Linked DNA regions of Homo sapiens: region 2 is linked to region 1. The links are chromatin contacts, found by Hi-C or POLR2A ChIA-PET in ENCODE. All regions are on one chromosome and are shown on one strand. Each heading gives the region's core, a stretch centred on a gene start or an enhancer-like site at or near the end of the contact. The rest is flanking DNA. Distances are from core to core; before and after follow the strand shown. Region 1 overlaps SPRED2 (sprouty related EVH1 domain containing 2). Region 2 has its middle 3.4 kb from the start of LINC03050.

Evidence for each region. Hi-C counts contacts between places; a loop is a spot of excess contacts on that map. ChIA-PET counts read pairs that join two places held with the same protein, here RNA polymerase II (POLR2A). Pooled maps may share reads with other maps.
Region 2: a pooled map shows a loop between it and region 1 (11-fold over the local background). The contact joins two enhancer-like sites. A Hi-C loop is called at or near these places in 7 of 37 single-sample maps with no recorded cell type and 8 of 50 pooled maps. POLR2A ChIA-PET finds 5 or more read pairs at or near these places in 2 of 52 experiments (A549 and OCI-LY7).

The regions. Positions count from the first base shown.
Region 1 is chr2:65,318,738-65,322,477 of GRCh38, forward strand. All of the region lies in intron 4 of SPRED2 (sprouty related EVH1 domain containing 2), which reads right to left. Among named protein-coding and RNA genes, the nearest start is that of ACTR2, 93 kb to the left of the region's middle. Within about 2 kb of position 1,759, at least 8 of the 41 ENCODE cell types and tissues checked have a DNase peak (open chromatin) inside an H3K27ac peak, as active enhancers do.
Region 2 is chr2:65,603,774-65,607,852 of GRCh38, forward strand. No RefSeq gene overlaps it. Among named protein-coding and RNA genes, the nearest start is that of LINC03050, 3.4 kb to the left of the region's middle. RefSeq lists an enhancer at 2,454-2,933. Within about 2 kb of position 1,743, at least 4 of the 41 ENCODE cell types and tissues checked have a DNase peak (open chromatin) inside an H3K27ac peak, as active enhancers do.

The sequences.
Region 1 (3,740 bases), core at 509-3,008:
CACAGCTCAAGTGATCCCCCTGCTTCAGCCTCCTGAGTAGCCGGGACAATAGGTGTGCACCACCACCCCTGGCTAATTTTTGTATTTTTTGTAGAGACGGGGGTCTTGCCAAGTTGCCCAGGCTGGTCTTGAACTCCTGGGCTCAAGTGATCCTCCTGCTTTGGCCTCCCAATATGCTGGGATTACTGCCATGAGCCACCATACCCTGACTTATCTATCACTTTACATGTTTTTGTTAGCTATCATAAATCATTTTAGGGACAAGGGCAAAACAAATAGACTTACAAAAGTTCTTTTTATCCTCCTCTCATTTATAAAGTAGTACATACTTAGAAAAAAAGCACTACAAGAATTTAGGAAAAACACACCCATATTTCCATTATGCAACATAAGCATTGTTAGTTTTTACACCTTGGTCCACATGTGCAGCATCCCTCTGGAGACCCAACCCTCCTGGATGTTTCTCTACTTGGGTTTGGTCTATGCCATGCATGGCTGATGCCTGCTTCTGATCCCCCAAGCCATGGTGACTAATTTCAATATGAACACACGGTGCTCTCCGAAGCAATATAGAGAGACTTTTGACAGAGCGGTCAGAAAAGCAGCTGTCTCCATTTCTGTAATCAAGATCTAAGGGTCCTATAAGCCTTGAATCCTGGCACGGGTGTGGGGAAAGGACTTGTCTGAGGATGGGAGCAAGAGAAGCCACCCTTAGTCCCTTTGAGCTGCTGGATCCAGCCAAGCCTGAATCCTGACCACTCGAGGATGTCCCAATGATGACACCAATTCTCTTTTGTGACTTAAGCCAGAATACACTGGGTTTGTCACTTGGGTGCACTTTCCCTTCACTATGGATTCCTTCCAAAGCAGTCCCACAGGCACCACACTCCTGGCTTCTCTCTACCCCTTACTCCTCCCCAGGTTCCCTCCTCTTCCTCACAAACAACTCTTCTTGGTGTCATATGTGTGAGTGCTTATGGTGTGCCAGGCCCTGAGCTACTTGTGGACACGGTTCCTCAGCATGGCCAGCAGGTCACAGGTAAAACACTATCTCCATGTCACACACTGGCACTAAGGGACTCTGAGAGATGGTGAATCCAGGCCATGGCAGCACAGTCACTGGCAGAGCTGGGACTGAAATGCAGCCTCCCTGACCACAAAGCCCAGGGAGATTTCTAATAGGCCCCACACACTGCTGCCTCTCACAGCCAGGTAAGTCCACTTCCAGCTCCTATGCTAAGAGGTATTTTGTTGAGATTAACACAAAACACAACTTCTCCAAGTCACAAGGTACACCCTGCTGTATACAAACCCAGGAGATGAGGAGATGATGTCTCACAGTACAAAGGTTACTACAGATCTCAATAAATACCTCTCAAATGAGTAATCAGGGCCTTTCAGTGTGATTCAAATCTCAAGAGTTAAATTCTTATCCAACAGCCACGTTACAGTCATCTATTAGGTTAGAAGTTAGCCTTGTGTTGAACATTGTAATAAGCTCTCAGTACTTAGTTCTCAGAAGCCCATTTAACACACCACGGTCACCACTGTGTTAGTCATCTGTTCACCCTAACTCAGCCTATTTTCTGTGACCCACTTTTGGGTTAACAATGTGTAGAAAGTCCTTCTGAGAAATGAGGCACATCCGGCTTTTCCTAGGACTCATTAGTCGATCAGAAATGCTACCTTCCGATATTCCCATCCCACCTCCCCAGCCCTCTCTCCCTGCACAGTCCAGTGCAAAGCTCCCCAGACATTTGTCAGAGGATGTGAGACTGAGAAAGGCCTTATCTGATGACGAATTTCTACAGTGAAGCAAGAAGGCCAGAAGACCTCGAGAGGCATGTCCACAGTCTACTGCCTCCTGAGGGCAGAGCTGAGGTTGCGTCCTAGCCGAGCCTGCAGTCTTCCAGGCCCAGCTGTTCAGGGTTGTCTGAACTCCCAGAAGATTCCATTGGAAGCCAAGGCTATTTCAGATGGATACTAACAGATGATTCTTACAAAGCAGCTAGTGTGACCTACAAACAAAAGGAATGTACTACCAGGGCATCTCCAAGAAAGGCAAAGGGGAAAAAAAATCTCCTTTTACCCTCATGCACCTCTGAACTGGCTCTCCTATAACTCTGCCCTGGTTTCCGTGGGCTGCAGAAAAGCAGCCCACCTGAGGTATGCACATACCTAATACACAAGCAAGATTCTTAAACATCTCTCTGTTATTTCTGTGCACAAGCTACTGACACCTACCAACCTACCAATCTGAAAGCTGTCACCTTCAATGAAAAAGTTGGCAATCACATGCTCCCAACTGTATCTACACTCCCCTTGCTCTCCAGTGGGGGTCTAAGAACTGTTAGGGCTTTGAAGAACAAAAGCAGAGGTCCCCTGTGACTACTCTGTGCTCGGGGACTTCAGGCTCCTAGAAGGCATGACTGCAGCATCCTGAGAGAGCAGGTCAGAGTGGGCGTTTAATGTCTCCTGCTGTGGACACTGAGGCTGGCATTGCCATCTGGCCCCAGCTGACACTGGGAGGTCTTGTGCACTATGATGCAGGGAGCACAGCCCTTGCCACCTGCAAATGTACCCTCTAAAAACACTCTTGCCTTTGGGTTTGACTCTGACTCAATGTCAATGCCTGTTGCTAAAAAGATGTCCAGCTGGGTGCAGCTGCTCATGCCTGTAATCCCAGCGCTTTGGGAGGCTGAGGTAGGAGGATCGCTTGAAGTCAAGAGTTCGAGACCAGCCTGGGCAACAAATCAAGACCCTGTCTAAAAAAAAAAAAAAAAAAAAAAAAAAGATGTCCAATTAAGAAGTGTGCAACCTAATATGAGGCACTGAACAACAGAAACGAGGGGAGTATTACAATGCTAAAAACAACAGGGTCTCAGCTCAGGCAGATTAGATTTGAATCATTCTCTGCTAATTATAAGATGATTTTGGTCAAGTTAATCTCTAACTCCAGTGTTTACATCTGTAAAATTGGGCCAAAATCTTCCTTGGGGTTATGGCAAAAATAAAATGGGATTTAAAATTTCTATTTTGCTATACATTTTTTTGAGACAGAGCCTTGATCTGTCACCCAGGCTGGAGTGCAGCGGCGGAATCTCAGCTCACTGCAACCTCCGCCTCCTGGGTTCAAGCGATTCTCATGCCTCAGCCTCCCGAGTGGCTGGGATTACAAGCACGTGCCAACACGTTTGGCTAATTTTTTGATTTTTTTAGTAGAGATGGGGTTTCACCAGGTTGCCCAGGCTGGTCTCCAACTCCTGAGCTCAGGCAATCTGCCCACCTTGTCCTCCTAAAGTGCCAGGATTACAGGGATGAGCTACCACGCCTGGCCTAAAAATTTCTATTTTAAACTGTGACTGCTGGTATATGAAAGTTACTGATTCTGTATGTTGATCCTGTATCTGGTTGTTTTGCTTAGCTCCCTTATGAAACTAGATTTTTCTAAGTAAATCATTTTGCTCACAAAAGATAGTTTGGTCTCCTTTCCTCTCTCTCTCTCTCTCTCTCTCTCTCTCTCTCTCTCTCTCTATATATATATATATATATATATATTTTTTTTTTTTTTTTTGAGACGGAGTCTTGCTCCGTTGCCCAGGCTGGAGTGCAGTGGCACGATCTCGGCTCACTGTAAGCTCTGCCTCCTAGGTTCACGCCGTTCTCCTGCCTCAGCCTCCCAAGTAGCTGGGACTATAGGCACTTGCCACCACACCCGGCTAATACTTCGTATTTTTAGT
Region 2 (4,079 bases), core at 493-2,992, 290 kb after region 1:
CAACATCCCAAGATATACAAGTGTCTCCCATTCTTTCCATTTTGCCCTTCTCAATGAGCTTTGTGCTTTCTCCTTGTGCCAAGATAGCAGCCAGATTTCTGACATCAAAATAGATATGACCTTGTCCAGCAGAAGAAAATTCTCCCTGTGTGTTGCTTTTTATTATTATGGAAAGATTTCTCAGAAACCCCTTCATTGACCTTCTGTCACATCTCATTGGCCAGCACTGGATCACAATCGCTTCCTAAATCAGTCAGTAGGGAGGTGAATGGGCTCACACTGACTACTTAGAGCTATAGATGAATCAACTCCTGGGTCAAGTGGGCAAGAGGTGGATCCCTGACCAAAATCTCACACACATGTACATACGTGCATGCCTATCCAATAATAGCCAACTGCTGAAGTGTGTGTACTCCACAGGCAGATGCTGATGCCAAGTTTGGGGTGCAAAATGTTATTAGGGTTCAATTCCTTTGAAGGGAAGGGAGAGAAAGCGGGGTTGGGTAGTGGAAGGAGTTGAACTGCAAGGTAGGCCTGAAAAAGTCTGGGCCATTTCTTGGCTTTGGAGGGTTCCGGGGCAAGTATTGCCTGCTTGTATCCTGCATTGGGTCGAAATGACCAGGACTTTATACCTAGGAGATGACTCATCAGATGTGGGCTGCTGGGAGAGGCAGCTCTCTGCAGCTGAGGCAGATTTGGAAGGCTACATTCCCCATAGCTGGGCAGAAGGTCCTGCCCTGCTGGGGGATCAGGGTGGTATACCCCCATGTATGTCATGCCAACCGTGTCTGTCACAGCCCAGTGTGCATAACTACATGAGTGTGAAAAATATATAACTGCATTTATTTAAAAGGATTTTATAGTCTCTTCTGGCCACTAGTCCAAACTCTCTCTTTCTCTATTCCCAGCCTCAATTTTTCCAGAGCAGCAGGGTTTTACTATATTATGTTTATGTATGGATTGTAGGTGGTTAGAGCTCAATCAGCTCTTGAAACTCACCTGTTCAATACGAGCATTAGTTAAGGAAGCCAGGGTCCATATGAGTTCTGGACCTCAACTTGAAATCTTTCATGTAGTAGGCATTCAATGAATACTTGTTAAATTGAATTAATCAAGGACACAGACTCAGGATTAGAACCTTGCTCTCCCAGCTTCTAGTCCAGTGTTCTGTGAACCTTGCTGTCTCTCTCTCTCTCTCTCTCTCTCTGTGTGTGTGTGTGTGTGTGTGTGTGAGAGAGAGAGAGAGAGAGAGAGAGAGAGAGAGAGGGACAGACAGACAAAGACAGAGAGTAAACTTTGGAATATCAAATAATTCTAGTAGTTTTGGTCCAGTGGTCTGGGATTTTACATTATCATGCATACTAGTAGGAAAACTCAGACAAATCAGAATTATTTCACTGGATAAACTAGAGGCAGATGTATCTGGCATTCACAATGGTTTTATTTTATGGGCTACATTGAGGGAACCACCTCAAACTTGGGTGGGGCAGTAGCTACTCAGCCCAGCCAAATATTGCCATGGGGCAATGCAGGCCCAAGATAGCCTGTATCCTCTGCTTCCTCAAGAGAAGCTGGAAATCTGAATTTTTAGGTGATATCTACAAAATTTTTAATGTTGTCTCAAAAATTTAAAATTGTCACGTTGGCCAACTCAAACATGCTAGTTTGAAAACTCTAATCCAGTGGCTCTCAACCAGGGGCAGTTTTGTTCCCCCGGAGACATTTGGTAATGTCTGGAGATATTTTTGGCTGTCACCAGGGGAGCCGGAATGCTACTGGCATCTAGAGGCCAGGGATGCTGGTAAACTCCCTACAATGCACGGGGCATTCCTCAACCAAAATGTCAATTGTGATGAGGCTGAGAAACCTTACTTTAGTCATATGTTAAAGTCAAAAACAGAAACTGCCTCTTTTTCACTGGGACCTCCTCTGTGAAAAGTGGCAGTTGGGGCCTGCCCCAAAACAGGAAAACTCAATTTCAGAGCTTCAAAAATCAACACTTTTAAAAATGGTTGCTGAGTTACAAATGGCCAAAAAGCATATGAAAAGATGCTCAACATCACTAACTACCAGAGAAATGCAAATCAAGACCACAACTGAGGCATTACCCAACCATTACAGTGGCTACTATAAACAACAACAATAACAGACAGTAAGTGTTGAAAGGGATGTGGAGAAGTTGGAACCCTGGGAATTGTTGGAGGATGTAGAATGGTGCCACTGCTATGGGAAACAGTATCATTGTTCCTCAAAAAAATTGAAACTAGGACTACCTTATGATCCAGAATCTCACTTCTGGGCCTATATCCAAAAGAATTAAAAGCAGGGTCTTGAAAAGGTATTTGCACACTCATGTTCATAGCAGGGTTATTTGCAAGAGCCAAGAGGTAGAAGCAACCTACATATTCATCAGTGGATGAATGGATAAACAAAATGTGGCATTTACATACAATGGAATATTATTCAGCCTTAAAAGGGAGAGGAATTCTGACACTTGGTGCAGCGTGGATGAACCTTGAAGACATTATGCTCTGTGAAACAAGCCAGACACAAAAGGAAAAACATTGTATAATTCTACTCACATGAGATATCTAAATTAGTCAAATCGTAGATAATAGGAAGTAGAAGGGTGGTTGCCAAGAGCTGGGGGAAGGGGCAAAAGAGAGTTATTTATAGTTATAGAGTTTCAGTTCTGCAAGATGAGAAAGTTCTGGAGATGTATCTCACAGCAATGTGAATATATTTAGTACTACTGAACTGTACACTTAAAAATGGTTAAGATGGTACACTTTATGTTATGTGGTTTTATTTTTACCACAATTAAAAAAATAGGTTACTGAGCTGAAAAATAGTTCACCAACAAATTCTAATCTCATTGTATGAGTTATGCCAAGGTATTTTGAAAAACAAACACAAAAACAGAAAGTGTCATTTGTAGAGAACCAAATCACAGTTTTCCGTGCATTTGAGGAGAGAAATAGCTAAACCACCAGAACTGTGACTGAGTGATAGGTGACTAAAATGATAAGCATTGCATCAGGGCTTCAATCCTCCTACACCCCTAGGGCTCAGTGTCCTTATGTGATCAGATCACTAAGGACTCACCAAGGTTCACAGCTGGTGGGATAAGAGCTGGTGAGGTGGGGCCAGGCATGGTGGCTCACACCTGTGATCCCAGCACTTTTGGGAGGCTGAGGTGGGTGGATCACCTGAGGTTGGGAGTTTGAGACCAGCCTGACCAACATGGAGAAACTCTGTCTCTACTCAAAATACAAAATTAGTCGGGTGTGGTGGTGCATGCCTGTAATCCCAGCTACTCGGGAGGCTGAGGCAGGAGAATCACTTGAATCTGGGAGACAGAGGTTGTGGTGAGCAGAGATGGCGCCACTGCACTCCAGCCTGGGCCACAAGAGCGAAATTCTGTCAAAAAAAAAAAAAAAAAAAAAGAGCTGGTGGGGTGGGTTCCCTCCTATGGTAAGGGAAACCATCACTGCTGAAAATTTTTCCCTGTTCTACCAATTATGACACTATGCTCTGAGGCTTCCAGAAGTTGCCTTTTGATATAAAAACTGAGATTTTAGAATTCCAAAATTTATCTCTCAAAAAAGTCTCTGCTATGTGTCTACAGTACACATTCTGAAATCAATTGCATTTTTCATCCTGGACTATGTAGGCAGGCCTGCTTAGAAGGCAATGGTCTGTTGCCCAAAGTGAGGGGAGAGGGAAGGGGATGAGGAGGGTGGAGGGGAGAGGAGGATCTGATGCCATCCTGATGCTCACACTGCTTCTTGCACTCCATTGCAGGCTTCTCGCAGGCAGGCTCTATGTCTTCATCTTACACACCAGGGCTAGGCTGGCACAATAGCAGCTACTAAAAAAGTGTTTGAATCAAGGAATGAGTAAACACGGGGGTGACTTGACCTCTTTGTGTCTTCCTACCTTTAAAATAGGGTTAGCAATTCCTGGGGGTGACCTCAGGCAACTCTGCGAGCCAAGCCAGGTTTCCTCCATTCCCCGTGTCTTCCCTGGTGGTGGACCATTTCCCTTCCCTACTAAACACTGCCGTCTGAAAAGCCTTC